Linked DNA regions of Homo sapiens: region 2 is linked to region 1. A link is an interaction called in ENCODE POLR2A ChIA-PET data of the cell type or tissue named here. Cell type or tissue: IMR-90. All regions are shown on one strand.

The links. ChIA-PET counts read pairs that join two places held together with the same protein. Peaks named below come from ENCODE experiments on the same cell type or tissue, not always from the same donor. Only the 100,000 strongest peaks of a DNase experiment are listed, where the experiment ranks them.
Region 2: POLR2A ChIA-PET joins it to region 1 with 17 read pairs; 2 of 35 experiments call an interaction of 5 or more read pairs at or near these places.

The regions. Positions count from the first base shown.
Region 1 is chr21:38,963,013-38,971,012 of GRCh38, forward strand. No RefSeq gene overlaps it. Among named protein-coding and RNA genes, the nearest start is that of LINC01700, 11 kb to the right of the region's middle. In IMR-90, no CTCF peak of the experiment used is centred here; a DNase peak (open chromatin) is centred at 3,099; H3K27ac peaks cover 354 bases.
Region 2 is chr21:39,268,136-39,276,135 of GRCh38, forward strand. BRWD1 (bromodomain and WD repeat domain containing 1) reads right to left here. Exons shown (of 41, transcript NM_033656.4): 13 at 6,239-6,337; 14 at 2,148-2,298; 15 at 1,764-1,898. Among named protein-coding and RNA genes, the nearest start is that of BRWD1, 41 kb to the right of the region's middle. In IMR-90, no CTCF peak of the experiment used is centred here; no DNase peak of the experiment used is centred here.

The DNA of each region.
Region 1 (8,000 bases):
GGGAGAACACCCTGTGAAGACAAAGGCAGGAATCGGAGCAATGTGTCTACAAGCCAAGAAGCACCAAAGATGGCCAGCAACCCAGCAGAAGCTGGGAAAAGGCCTGGAAGAGATTCTCCTTCACAGCCTCAGGAAAACCAACCCAGCTGACACTTTGGTCTTGTACTTCCAGCCTCCAGAACGATGAGACAAAAAATGTCTGTTTTGTTGTTGTTGTTGTTGTTGTTGTTGATGATGATGATGGAGTCTCACTCTGTCACCAGGCTGAAGTGTAGTGGCACGATCTCGACTCACTGCAACCTCTTGCCTCCCAGGTTCAAGTGATTCTCCTGCCTTAGCCTCCGAGTAGCTGGGACTACAGGCATATGCTACCACACGCAACTAATTTTTTTGTATTTTTAGTAGAGTGGGGGTTTCACCATATTGGCCAGGATGGTCTCAATCTCTTGACCTCGTGATCCACCCGCCTCGGCCTCCCAAAGTGCTGGGATTACAGGTGTGAGCCACTGCGCCAGGACAAATGTCTGTTGTTTAAGCCGCCCAGTCTGTTATGGCAGCTCTAGGGAGCTGATATGCTGGGAAAGCTACCATCATATTTTCTGATCCCTTGCAAGGACTCTAGAAGAGTAGGCCCCCCAACTCAACTCAATGCCCTTGCGTAGGGTTTGGACGGTGGAGGTGAGTGGAAGCAGGCGGCTGTGTTGCTGCTTCTTGGCTGGTGCTCTTGGGTGGCCCAGCTGTGGCAGCACTGGGGGTTCCTACAACAGTGTCAAGAGGCTTTGTTTTGTGAGTGTCATGAGGCAGTTCCCATGGCTACAGGCAGGCTGCTCCCAGACCCCTGGATCCAGCCTGTAACACATTCGTGTGTGTGTGTGTGTGTGTGTGTGTGTGTGTAAAGATGGGGTCTCACTATGTTGACCAGGCTGGTCTCAAACTCCTGGGCTCAAGTGATCCTCATATCCTCCCATCTCGGCCTCCCAAAGTGCTGGGATTACAGACATGAGACACTGTGCTGGCCTGTCACACTTTTTTTTTGAGACAGAGTCTCGCTCTGTCGCCAGGTTGGAGTGCAGCGGCATGATCTCGGCTCACTGCAACCTCTGCCTCCCGGGTTCAAGCGATTCTCCTACCTCAGCCTCCCGAGTAGCAGGGACTACAGGTGTGCACCACCACGCCCAGCTAATTTTTGTATTTTTAGTAGAGACAGGGTTTCACCATGTTGGCCAGGATGATCTCAATCTCTTGACCTCGTGATTTGCCCGCCTCAGCCTCCCAAAGTGCTGGGATTACAGGTGTGAGCCACTGCGCCCAGCCCTGTCACACATTCTTGAGCCAGTGGCTACTACCCCAGCTACTGGTTCCTGATTTTCCTGACAGCAGCAGTGAGCGCAGCTCCGGGCAGCCCACGGGGTGTGATTTGGGGAGCTGCTGTGGAGGCCCAGCCTTCTGAGGGATTCTGAAAGTACCTAATACCCTGCATTAAATCCTGTTCTGCTCAACTTAACCAGAAGGACAGCCTTTCCTGCAGGTGGACACTGGCAGCCTCACGTTTAGAAACAGATGCTGCTTTCCTCACGGACACCATCCACTCTTACACCACCCTCACTCTCACTGAGCTGTTTTCTATTGCACTCACAGGTATTTAAATGTGCTGCGTTTACTCGTTTGTTTGTGTACTTATTGCCTGAATTGTGACCTCCATGGAAACATCGACCTTGTCACTGGGCCTCTCTTCCGACATCCTCATGCCTAGAACAGCGCTTGGTGCAGTGGCCGCTTTGGGGTATTTATGGAAGAAGAGAGAGAGAAAAGGAATTTCTAAGTTTGGCTTCTCCTTGAAGAAGCTTCCAAAGGCGTTTCTAGAACACTTAAAATATGTGAAAATAAGGGCTACCTAGGTTATATGTTAAATGAATTATGCTAAAGAAGACTCAGCAGTTGCTAACTTTTCTCATCTGCTCTTAAATATCCCATTCTGCTGTTTCAAATTAGAAACTCAGAGTTCCAAAACAGTGAGATCGTTTACTTCTTTTTCTAAAAAAAAAAAAAAAAAAAAAAAAGGCATTGGAATAACGGAAGTACTTTAAGAATCTATGGGGCAAGAATAGAAGCTAGTCATCGTTGTCTGTATAAACCAAAAATAAAATTCTAATGCCCCTCAGCTATCTGAACGGATCCCCCCTCTCGGCCAAGGGCCTTCCAGAGTTAACCTGAAAATCTAGTTCAGGCCAGGACGGGAAGTGGGGGTCAGACATGCCTCATCACCCCAACATCAACACAGACCTTCAGTCTGACAAGAAACATGTACAATATCTTGTTTCTGAAGCCTGCTACCTCGAGGCTTCCTCTGCATGATGAAACCTTGGTCTCCACAACCTTTCATCGTAACTCAGACATTCCTTTCTATTGATAGTAACTCTTTCAACCAATTGCCAATTGGAAAATGTTTACACGTGCTTATGACCTGGAAGTCACCCTGCCCCCGCCACCAACTTCGAGTTGTCCCACCCTTTCAGACAGGACCAACGTACATCTCGCAAATATTGATTGATGTCTCATGTCTCCCTGCAATGTATGGAAGCAAGCTGTGCCCCACCATCTTGGGCACATGTCCTCAGGACCTCCTGAGGCTGTGTCACGGGCGCATTCTTAACCTTGGCAAAATAAAACTTTCTAAATAGATTGAGACATGTCCCCGATACTTTTGGGTTCACGTCTGTCACTGAGATGGTAACTGTGGTCATTTGAATACCCCCTCACATTATCCTCATCTCGTCACAGCAGCCCTATTCATCTGGCAAATTGAGGGGGATCACTTGGAATATTATGTTTTTATTAAAAATACGATTTTGGTTTTCTAAGAGATGCTCTGGGCTGCTCTAAACCAGGGACTGCAGGGCCCACCTGTTTCTGCAAATGAGGTTTCATTGGCACTCAGCCAGGTCCATTTATTTACACATTGCCTAGGCTCCTTTCTAGAGCTGAGTTGTTGCGTCAGGGACCACATGGCCTTCAGAGCCTAAAATATTTACTCTCTGGCCCCTTAAGAAAATGTTTGTCAGCTCCTACTCTAAACAAAACCCCTGGCCACATGGCCTCTGGCGCTGCGTTAAGGTCTTTGCTGTGCCCTTTGCGGACACGGACACGCTAGGGATGAACTGACTCAGAGCCGGCCAGTTTCAGGCTCCTTCCTGGAGCGATAGGAACCTGTAATTCTCAGCCCATGTGACCAGTACTGGCCAATGAAATGCAAGCGGAACTGACCTGCGCCTCCAGGCTGAGGCAGTGAAACGCTCCTGAGCCTTTCCCCAGTCTCACTCTTCTCCCCTATGGCAACCAGCAAACTTCCAGAGAGCGGAGGCAGGGGCCCTGCACGGGGTAGAGCGCAGACTCCGCCACTGCCTACCTATGATGGGCTTGCAGTGAGCAAGAAATCAGCTGTTGCATATTATGGCACTGAGATTTTTAGGGTTGTTTGTTACAGCACGATAAGCCTAGCTCATTCTGACTAGGATGGTGGTCTTTTTGCTGTCATAATTAATTTCCATTTCTCAGGGTTTAAAAGGGTGCACTGCCCCCCCCCCCCCCCCCCGCAGATCTCAGGTGGGCATTTTTGAACTTAACTAGATAACAAAACACAGCTAAGACAAGTCCTTTTCTCCAGCAAAGATGGCAATGCTCTAATAACTCTGAGCATATTAAAGATTCTCCAAGACTCTAGCCTCTGCTGCAAAAACACATACAAATACCTACTACTACTGCTGCTGTGATGATGATGATGACAGCAATAGTGAGAATATTTTAAATATGCCAGGCACGGTGGCAACTGCTTTCCAAATATTATCATATTTAATCTGATCATTGCCCTATGAGGTAGGAAGTATTCTGATTCCCATTTTATAAATAAGGAACCCGAGGCTTAGAGAGCATCAGTGACTTGTTCAAGGTCACCCACAGCTGTCAAGTGACAGAACTTCGATAAAAATCCAGACTCCTTTAATGGAGTATGGAGGGAGGTCAGAAAACATAGGAAGTAAGGGATTGTGATTGACAATGCGTCCTTGCAAAGGGACAGGTTAAGAGACACAAGGGCAGCTGTCTGAGGTGTGCCATTCACCAGCTTCAGGAGAGAAGTGGCAGGCTACCTCCAGCTATCCAGCCCTATCCAGCCAAGGAAGCTTGGGAGACATGTTAGTTCCCGCCTTCATTTCCATCAGCAACCTCAAAGCCACCCCTTGATATGATGAAAATAACATTGTTTGATAAAGAGTTGATATTCTCAATCTTATGAAAATGTGGATTAAAGCATCTTACTGATTTATTTAATCTGAAACAAAACAGCTGTTAAAGTGAACTAAATATGGTCTGAGAAGGACTCCGTACTTCTTTTTTTTTTTTTTTTTTTTTTTTTTTTTTGTAGATGGAGACTTGCCCTGTTGCCCAGACTGGAATCCAGTGGCACAATCTCGGCTCACTGCAGCCTCCACCTCCCAGGTTCCAGTGATTCCACTGCCTCAGCCTCCCGGGTAGCTGGGATTACAGGCACACACCACCACGCCCAGCTAATTTTTGTATTTGTAGTAGAGATAGGGTTTCACAAGTTGGCCAAGCTGGTCTCGAACTCCTGACCTCAGGTGATCCAGCCACCTTGGCCTCCCAAAGTGCTAGGATTACAGGCGTGAGCCACTGCGCCCAGCCAGGGCTCCATACTTCTATATTTGAGTCCTTGTGGATGAACTGCAACCTAGCTTAATAGGTAGACAAGATTGAAAACCTAACTTAGGAGTATGCGCCCGGAACAATAGCTGAGTCTTGGCCAAGCCCAGCGGCCGTACTTCAACCACTCATATGCTGCTGAGTCTTTAAGCTGTGTTCAAATAAGGCAAACACCATACTGCAACCAATCCAGCCATCCTGTACCTCACTTCCAATTTCTGTACATCATTTCCCTTTCTTTGTCTATAAATCTTCTTCCACCACGTGGCTGCATGGTAGTCTCTGCTGTGACTCTGGGGGCTGCCCGATTTGCGAATCGTTCATTGCTCAATTAAACTCCTTTAAATTTAATTCAGCTGAAAATTTTCTTTTATCAAAGCTAAGTAAGAATTTGCCAACACGTTGAGTAAACTTAATCATTTCTTCCAACCAGATTGCATCCCCGAGTCTCTCCTTTTGGGAAATTTCAGAACCTACACTGCCGCCCAGCTCTCTGCCTTCCTACAACTCAGCCCACCCATGACCGCACCTCATTCACGGCCCAGGTGTCAGGGACAGGGCAAGGGTAAGGGGGGTTCATCCCCCTGATAATAAGAAACCCAATGCTCTTCCTACCTTCTTGGTAGAAATCGCCTCTCTGGGACTTCATGACAGCCGCCTTTCCTATGGCATACATCATTTCTCGTGTTTTAGTGGCTTTGGTTTGCTTTTGAATGTGTGGTGGGAAGTTCCATGAAATTTATTAAATAACCAGGATATCCTGTTACCTTATCAAGGCCTCTATAGAAAACCATTGCCCTGGGAGAAGGGATGAAGGCACCTGAGACATCTCATATGAATCGTGATGGCAATGTCTCCCCTGCCCTGAGACAGCAAGACTGAGAATCAGGAGAGGTGGTTCTCATTATCCCTGAAAGCATTTTAGCTTGGATGTGGCCACTTTGAGGACTATAGCTGTAGGCACCCTAATTCGTGTTTTGTGATTATCAAAATATCTTCCGAATCCTGGACAGATCATGACATCCTTAAGCCCACTATCGTGAAGCCACATGGAGGTGGTGTCAGGTACAGAGCAGAGAACATTCGAGAGGCACTGGGTTGTCTGGGGGACCTCTGGGCTCCAGGAAGGTCCACATCTGCAGGGAGACAGTCCCACGGTTGATTCTGGAAATCCAAACTCTTACGAGAGTCAACCGCCAGCTTCACTTCGCTGTAATTACCCAGGCGAAGTGAGTGAACAATCTGAGCCTCCCCATAAAGCTAGCCCTCTAATTGTTGTGGTTTAACAGCCTCAGACCTCAGGCTGGGTGGAGAGGAGGGCAGGCCTCGCAGAAGCCAGACACCCGCAGGCAGCCAGGAGCGAACACAGTGCAAATACAACTGGCTCAGTCCTACAGCTCCTGTTTGGTTTACAGAGAATACCACCTCCAAGGCCATTCGCAAGCGCGACGTCACTCTAGTGAGAAAACAAGTAAAGCTGAGCTATTGACAAAAATATCCCCAACCATCTAACAAAATAGTAAGCCCAGCATTATTTTATTCCAGTAAAAACCCAATGACATAGGCCAGGGCCACAGTTACTATACCTTTGGTTGATGATTGTACTGAGGTTTAGGAAAGTCCCACGGCCTATAGGAGGTCAGACAGCCACAGTGGCAACCCTGGGCAGCCCTGGGCCAGGCTCTGGACCAATACACAGGCCACACACCTTTTTCAAAACCAAAAAGGAAGCACACTAGCAACTTATCCTCCATTCTAAACTCCTGTCACTTCCTGGGAGACCAGGTAAGGCTCTCCTGGATGTCTTCACAGAGCGGGCTTCATACGGGATCAGCCTTGACCTCCATTCATGCAGACAGGGATGGCAAGACAAAGCCTGAACACAGCATTCAACAAACAGACCCTGTGTCCAGGCTTGGAATTTCCCACTTAGGGCTGGTGATGGACGAGGACTCTGAGAAGTTCGTTCTGTTTGAACAAAAGAGGCCATGTCAATTTCAGAACCATGTATCTCTTAAATAATGCATAGTAATGTCCTCCATGCCTCTCTCTTGGAGGATCATCCAGAGGGTGATAGCATCGGAGCTTTGATCTTGGATTTTTGTGTCATCTATTCTGCCAATTTCTGATTCATTTGTCTCAACAATTTTGCCACCGTCTTTTCCCGGATCAGGTAAAGCAAAATCCAGATCAGCCCAGGCCTGTCTGCAAACAGAAATGAAGAAACTGTGCTAAATCTCAAAGATTCTGTCCTGCCCAAGGAGTGTCCTTACTTATAAATGGAGCGAAGCCTCCTGCACCTGCTACATGGGCTCGTGTGCGCACCGAACCCAAAGCTGCTTTCTGGGCTCACCATGCAGTCTCTCCACCTGAGGCCCCCACCCAGCCCCACCCTGTGATGCCCACACTGTGGGTCCACCTCGAAGTGCTGACATTCATCACCCTTTGAGGACATTCTGTGTGTCAGGGTCTGGGCTTACACCTTTGCAAGGGCATGTTTGTTTTGACTCTAACTTTCTTCTAATAGAAACTGAACTCTTATGTCTAATGGAAGTGATAGCGGTGTCAAGCACCCCCTTCACTTTTTTGTGGATGACCAAAACCTCATGCATAGGGACCCAGCCCACTGCCTTATGCAGGGTGGTGGGCATGCAGAAGTGTTTGTGGGCTGGATTTGAAAAGCTCCCACTTCAAAGATGAGGGGTCTATTTAATCCTGTGTTGTAATGTCAGTGCAGAAGGTTGAATCAGAGAGAATCTGAGAGGAGAAATCGCAAGCATCATGGCTGATTGCTTTCCTTTGTGTCTGGTGATGTCGCTGTGCCTGAATCCACGTCACTAACAATGGCCAACTGGCTTATGCCACCTACCCCCGTGGTCAGGGGTGGCAAGGTCTGACATCAGAAAGGAGGGCAAGAGGTTTGGGAAGGCAAAACCAACATCCCCTCCAAGAAGAGAGAACCGGCCTTCCTGCAAGGCCTACCCTTGATGGCCCTACCCAAGGCCCACCTGCCCTCTCTTCCCACGGAGCCCTCTAATCTCCCCACAGCACCCATCTATACCCCCTTATGGGCCCAGCCACCATCTTCCTAATATTGCCTTTATTGATGGGCAGTTCTCATCACGGCTGCTAAGAGAGTGAGCAGCTTACATCAGCATAGCCTGTCGGTAAGCGCTAAGTGATTGAAGGAAGGAAGGAAGGAAGAAGGAAGGATGATGTGTTCTCACATCTGTCTGCTAAAACAATAAGAAGTCATTGCTTTTGTCATGCTGTGACCTTGGTCA
Region 2 (8,000 bases), 310 kb after region 1:
AAACAGGATATTCAGATTAGTCTCAAAAGCGCTACTAAAAAAATTAGTTTAATAATTATATTGGGAGGCCGAGGCGGGTGATCACTTGAAGTCAGGAGTTCAAGACCAGCCTGGCCAAGATGGTGAAACCCCATCTCTACTAAAAATACAAAAAATTAGCTGGATGTGATGGCAGGTGCCTGTAAATCCCAGCTATTCGGGAGGCTGAGGCAGCAGAATCACTTGAACCCAGGAGGCGGAGGTCGCAGCGACCCCAGATTGTGCCATTGAACTCCAGCCTGGGCAACAAGAGAGAAACTCCATCTCCAAAAAAAAAAAAAAAAAATTATCACCATAGTAAGGGGACAAATAAATATCATGTGCCTCCTAATATGATTCATGAAGGACACAATATCACTTATGTTTTATTTCATTTAAAAAACTATAACAATCTAATCATGAAAAAATATCAGACAAAACTGAGGACACTCTGTAACAATACTTGCTAATATTCAACAAAAGTTAAAGGCCAAGAAAGAGGAAAAAGAAAAAAGGCTGAGAGGGGCTGGTGACAATTAAAGAAAAATAGAGGCCAGGCACAGTGGCTCACGCCTGTAATCCCAACACTTTGGGAGGCCAAGGCAGATGGATCATGAGGTCAAGAGATGGAGACCATCCTGGCTAACACGGTGAAACCCCGTCTCTACTAAAAAATACAAAAAAATTAGCCAGGTTTGGTGGCGGGTGCCTGTAGTTCCAATTACTTGGGAGGCTGAGGCAGGAGAATAGCGTGAACCCGGGAGGCGGAGCTTGCAGTGAGTTGAGATTGCGCCACTGCACTCCAGCCTGGGCGACAGAGCGAGACTCTGTCTCAAAAAGAAAAGAAAAAGAAAAGAAAAAAAAGAAACCTAGAAAGATACAACCACTTAAACACAACGCATGAGCCTGAACTGGATTCTGGTCTACGGAGCAAAATATATCTAAAAAGATGTTACTATAGACCTGACTAGACAATGCTATCTTATAAATGTTAAATTTGCTGATTAGTAACTATAATTATGATTATGTGGAGAAATTCTAAAAAGATACAGTAGGATCCTCATTTGGTTCTAGAATATACATATGCAAAAAAAAAAATTTTTTTTTTTTAAGAATACACCTGTACATAAAGAAAAAAGGCCGGGAAAACCTAATGATGTTTGATCTCTATTTCAACCATCTTGGGATTTTTTTTTTTAAGAGAGTGTCTCACTACATTGCCCAGGCTGGACTTGAATTCCTGGGCTCAAGCAATCCTCCTGTCTCAGCCTCCCAAAGTGTTAGGAGTTCAGAGCCACCACACCCAGCCCAAGGTTACTGAAATTGGAGTAATCAAATATTGTAATATTTGGTTAATATTGAATATTAATAATGTCATTTTATTTTATTACTATTTTTATATTTCTATTTATCAAATATTTCAATTTGTTATAGAATATTTCAATAAATTCAAGTAGTGAAAAAGTTTTTACAATTGCCATACTTTTACCAGTTTAAACACACAGGCACATAAAATGCTCAACAGGTAACTTAAAAATGTCTCCCTCATATAAATCAGTCATACAGAGAATTTCATGTATGTACGTATATACATGTAGCTGTCTAATATTTAGCAGGCTTTGAATATGCTGATTTGTAAAAACAAACTGCCAAAACAAGCAGATCAATTTCTGGCTAAGCCGCATAACCCAAATACTCTAAACAAATTATCAAGCATGTATCAAGGTACATCTCACTTCACTTACCATATTAAAATAATGTTTCATCTTGGTACCTTTTGTAATATCCCATATAAATATGCTGCCATCATGTCCTGCAGATAACATAATTCTGGAATCAAAGGGATGTGTCTCCAGAACAAATACTTCATCAGCATGTCCCTTTATTTAACAAAGTCATAACATTAAGGAGGGTTTACAAGTTACAAATTGAAAATTTAAAAATACATACTGTTACAGCATATACTTTTAGAAATGTATTCGACAATAATTTATAATTATAAAAATTTCTAATCATTTCATAGTTTACATGAGAGAAACAACTTGTTCAATATATTATTTTTATAGCTTCAAAATTACAATCATATTTCAAAAAATCTCATTTGTTACACTGTACCAGAAATTACCTACCATTAAGTTATGAAGCAGTTGTCCAGTGTAAGAATTCCACACTTTGAGGACATGATCATTCACAGCTGTGACAACAATGCTATCATTTTGATTCCAAGCTATCATTGTTACTTTAGGTTTCATAAACCTTTCCTCTTCGGAAGATAAGTCCCTAACAAAAAAATACACAACATGTAAACTTATTTAGATGGCTGGCTATACAATGTATACAATCTCTCATCAATACAAAAATAAAGAAATCCAACCCATGTGCCTATCTTATCAACCCTACAGTGAGTTCATCACAGCTGACCCAGAACAGACTGTCTAGAAACAGGTGAGGGCAAAACCTGAAGAAGGGAGGGATAATTTAGAAACAGTACAGAGACTGAATAAGGGCAGATTTTAGGACACCATTACTGCTTATGAAAGCAATGCTTTTTCTCCCTACTTCTTTCCTATTATTTCCTTCTTCTGAATACAAACCTATTGCTAACACTTACTTTCAACTGTTTCTCTCCATAGAAGACAAAAAAATTTTAGGAACACAAAAATAAGGTAATTCATATTCATATCCCCAATGTTTAGAAAAATAACTGACACACAGATGTTCAATCTGAACTGTAAATGGGACTATTCTCATCTCTTCATACAACTTTCCTACAGTCTACTCCTACAGGCCCCTTGGCAAGAACGGTCTTGGATACACATGCCTAGAATGTTTTTCATCCTTTATAAAAGTGTTATGGAGGGCCAGACACGGTGGCTCACGCCTGTAATCCCAGCATCTTGGGAGACCGAGGCAGGCAGATCACGAGGTCAGCGGTTTGAGACTAGCCTGGCCAACATGGTGAAACCCCGTCTCTACTAAAAATACAACATTAGCCAGGTGTGGTGGCACACACCTGTATTCCCAGCTACTCAGAAGGCTGAGGCAGGAGAATCATTGGAACCTGGGAGACAGAGTCTGCAGTGAACCAAGACCGCACCATTGCACTCCAGCCTGGGTGACAGAGCAAGACTACGTTCTCAAAAAATAAAAAAGTGATATGCAAAGGGTCTCTGCATTACAGTAGTCAACAGTGGGGTAGGGAAGGCCTAATGGTTCTGAAATAATAGAATACGTTTTAAGAAATTACAAGCATCGGCCGGGCACGGTGGCTCATGCCTGTAATCCCAGCATTTTGAGAGGCCGAGGCAGGCGGATAACGAGGTCAGGAGATTGAGACCATCCTGGCTAACACGGTGAAACCTCGTCTCTACTAAAAATACAAAAAAAAGCAAAATTAGCCAGGCGTGGTGGTGGGCACCTGTAGTCCCTACTACTCGGGAGGCTGAGGTGGGAGGATAGCATGAACCCAGGAGGCGGAACTTACAGTGAGCCAAGATCGCACCACTGCACTCCAGCCTGGGCAACAGAGCAAGACTCCGTCTCAAAAAAAAAAAAAAAAAAAAAAAGATATTACAAGCATCTAACATGTTTTAATTAACAAAGGCTGGGCATGGTAGCTCACACCTATAATCCCAGCACTTTTGAGAGGCCAAGGTGGGCGGATCACTTGAGGTCAGGAGTTCCAGACCAACCTGGCCAACAGGATGAAATCATGCCTCTATAAAAAATACAAAAATTAGCTGGGCGTAGTGACAGGCTCCTGTAATCCCAGCTACTTGGGAGGCTGAGGAAGGAGAATCACTTGAACCCAGGAGGCGAAGGTTGCAATGAGCTGAGACCGTGCCACTCCATTTCAAAAAAAAAAAAAAAAAGAATATAGAATGAGTGTTATAAAACAGCTATCTATGTAATTACAAAAAAAAAACACACAGAAGAGAGAATAATTCTAACTAGATTGATTGGTGTTGAGGGTAGAATAATATTAAGAAGTAAAATGGAGGCCGGGCGCGGTGGCTCACGCCTGTAATCCCAGATCTTTGGGAGGGCGACGCGGGTGGATCACGAGGTCAGGAGATCAAGACCATCCTGGTTGCACATGTATACATATGTAACTAACCTGCACATTGTGCACATGTACCCTAAAACTTAAATAAATAAAAAAAAAAAAAAAGACCATCCTGGCTAACATGGTGAAACCCCGTCTCTACTAAAAATACAAAAAAAATTAGCCGGGCATGTGGCGGGCGCCTGTAGTCTCAGCTACTCGTGAGGCTGAGGCAGGAGAACGGCATGAACCCAGGAGGCAGGGCTTGCAGTGAGCAGAGATCGCACCACTGCACTCCAGCCTGGGCGACAGAGCAAGACTCTGTCTCCAAAAAAAAAAGTAAAATGGAATAAAGGCAAAGACTCCATTCTTCACTTTAAACTAAAAGGCTTTTGAAGTAATAACATTGCTTTTTTTTTTTTTTTTTGAGGTGGAGTCTAGCTCTGTCGCCCAGGCTGGGGTGTAGTGGCTCCATCTAGGCTCACTGAAACCTCTATCTCCTGGGTTCAACTGATTCTCCTGCTTTAGCCTCCCGAGTAGCTGGGATTACAGGCGCATGCCACCATATCCGGCTAATTTTTCTATTTTTTTTTAGTAGAGGCAGGGTTTCACCATGTTGGCCAGGCTAGTCTCGATATCCTGACCTCAGGTGATCCACCTGCCTTGGCCTCCCAAAGTGCTGGGAATACAGGCATGAGCCACTATGCCCAGCCACAAATTAATAACTTTGAATTTACTAACAGATATGTTCCATTTCATCAAGTTGATTCGCCAATATTAGAACACTAAAATAAACAGATCAATCAATTCTTACATACAGAAGACTCTGTTTTTCAAGATTTGAAAGCAAGAAAACTTAAAATGAGAAGATATTTTCTCATGAAGAAAATTATAGGAAAAGTCCCCTTCATGGATCGAGTGCGTCAGCAAGAAAACTAAACAGTTTTCAGTCTCATTTAAAAATTTTCATTCAAGTTTTGACAGTTTCTATTTTCCTTAATAAAACAATAATAGGTGAAACTGACTTTAAATTATCTTCACCCCCATTCCCTTTATTTCAACTAATCAAGGATTGACAGTATTCACTTTCATACTGAGATGTAACATTTTTATATATAATAAAGATTTTTTAATTTGTTTATGAGCAAGGGTTATCAAATTTCCAGTATATATACTTTTCATTCTCTATCACAGATAATTCCACAAAAAAACAAGATCAAATTTATTTTGAAAATGCAATACAATTCTTTGAGCTACAGCAGAGAATATAAGTCAATTTCTGTTGTTAAAAACAAAGCATTTGGGAGGCAGAGGCAAGAGGATCACTTGAGCCCAAGAGTTCAAGATGAGCCTGAACAAAAGTCTTTACAAAAAATAAACATAAAAATTAGCCAGGCATGGTGGCTCATGCTCATAGTCCCAGCTACTTGGAAGGCTGAGATGGGGGGACAGGCTGAGATGGGGGGACTGCCTGAGGCCGGAATGTCAAGGCTGAAGTGAGTCACGATCATACCACTGGCGCTCCAGCCTGGGCGATGGAGTGAGACCCTAAACCATTTTTTTTAAATAAAAATAAAGCAGACATGATTTCCAGAAGACAAAATGTGGAAACGTTTCTCAGAAAAACTGATATGAAAAAGTGCAAAGTTAAAATCAGGAAACAAACTCTAAAGTAAAATCTATGACTTTTATTTTTAGAGAGTCTCGCTCTGTCACCCAGGCTGGAGCTCAATTTTCTTTTTTAACCTTAATAATAAAGTATGTTTGCTTACCCTATTTCCCAGCCTTGGCTCTAAGCTACTTTTAAATTTTTTCAAAAATCCTATCCACAGAAAAGTATAATTTCCACTCTTAACGTACTTGAGTTAATTTTATCTTTTTTACTTGTAGAAGCTTTTAAATGCAACATCTAAGAAGGAGGTCAATGCTTTGAACCATAGAAAAAGTACATGTTATTCTTTGCTATACAACGTAAGGATAAATTTACCTGGATGTCTCTGTTCACCTGATATGCAGTACGCAGCTATTCACTTATACCACAGCTCTTCGTAATAGAAGGTAGCTATAATCCCCTCAACAAAATAACCACTGAGAGACACAGAGAGCGAGAGAGAGAGAGAGAGAGAGACAGATCGAACACCTATGATGCACCTACTTCTAACAATCTCAACTTACCCTGAGATTCTGGTAGCCATATCCAATAAAATGCTCCTCCATTCTAACTGCTCAAATCTCCAAATCCGTGCTGTTCCATCTCTGCTACCACTTAGGAACCTTAAAACATTCAGAACAGGATCTTACTATATTCACACACTTTCCAACAAGGGCTACAATTAAAATCACATGCAAAAAAAGAATGTAATGAAGCTGTCCTAACAACAGGACAATCCACAGGTGTTAATTCAAAAGACAAGGTATTTAGAGCGTATCTGGATGGGAAAAAAAATTTGGTTTGCTATGATTTGCCCGGCCCTATGAAATAAAACACACCTCAAACTCAATCAATAGCTTTTCAAACAGATTAAGTTTTGAAAATACAATGTATAAGAATGCTGAGAAGAGGCAACCTGCAGTGGCTCATGTCTGTAATCCCAGCACTTTGGGAGGCCAAGGTGGGTGGATCACAAGGTCAGGAGTTCGAGATCAGTCTGACCAACATGGTGAAACCCCGTCTCTACTAAAAATACAAAAATTAGCCAGGCGTGGTGGCACATGCCTGTAATCGCAGCTACTCAGGAGGCTAAGACAGGAGAATCGCTTGAACCCAGGAGGGGGAGGTTGCAGTGCAGTGAGCCGAGGCTGCACCACTGCACTCCAGCCTAGGCAACAGAGCTAGACTCCGTCTCAAAAAAAAATAATTAAATAAGAATGCCAAGAAGAAAAAAAAAACAGAAAAAAGTTTTGAAGTATAGGAAAATAAGAGCAATAGCTCCATTTTAAACATCTTACTTGTTAATTCAAATTAATTCATGTTGGACACTGTGTAAAAATAAATCAATCTATTAACAAATTAAGTTCTCAACAATTAGTTTAGCAAAGGGACCTGACACACAATGGAGGCAAAGAAGGAGTATATGATTTAAGTAATAATTTCTTTGCAGGATATATCACGGTGGTTTCTTAGAAAAGTTTTTTTTAACTACCCAAACAAGAAATTTAATGATCCTTACACATAATTTTTTCAGTAAATCAGACATCTAGCCAAAGAAAAACTACTTTTGGTCGCTAGAAGCTGGCAGAAACTACAATTCTAAAAACTTACATTTCATGTGTTCTTCCCCCAACCCCTGCCCTAGACACTTTTCATTCAATTAATACATTTACTAATAAATACCTGCAATATACAAAGTGACAGTTAATTATATATTATTTCAAAATTTCTGAGTAGATTTCAGATGTTCTGACTACAGAAAAATGCTCAGTATGTGAAGTGGCAGAGATGTTTATTGGCTTGATTTAATCATCCCACAATGTAAATATATATTAAAACACCACAGTGTACTTACTCCATAAACATAGACAATTATTAGTCAACTAAAAATAAAAAATAATGGCTGAGCAAGGTGGCTCACGCCTGTAATCCCAGCACTTTAGGAGGGCGAGGCAGGCAGATCACCTGAAGTCGGGAGTTCGAGACCAGACTGACCAACATGGAGGAACCCCGTCTCTACTAAAAATACAAAGTTAGCCGGGCACAGTGGCAGGCGCCTGTAATCCCAGCTACTCAGGAGGCTGAGGTAGAAGATTAACTTGAACCCAAGAGGTGGAGGTTGCAGTGAGCCGAGATTGTGCCACTGCACTCCAGCCTGGGCAACGAGAGCGAAACTCCATCTCAAAAAATAAATAAATAAATAAATAATCATAATAATATAAAGGGAAAAAATACATACAAAATGACAGGTTAGCTATACTAACATGTAGCACATTATATTTGCCT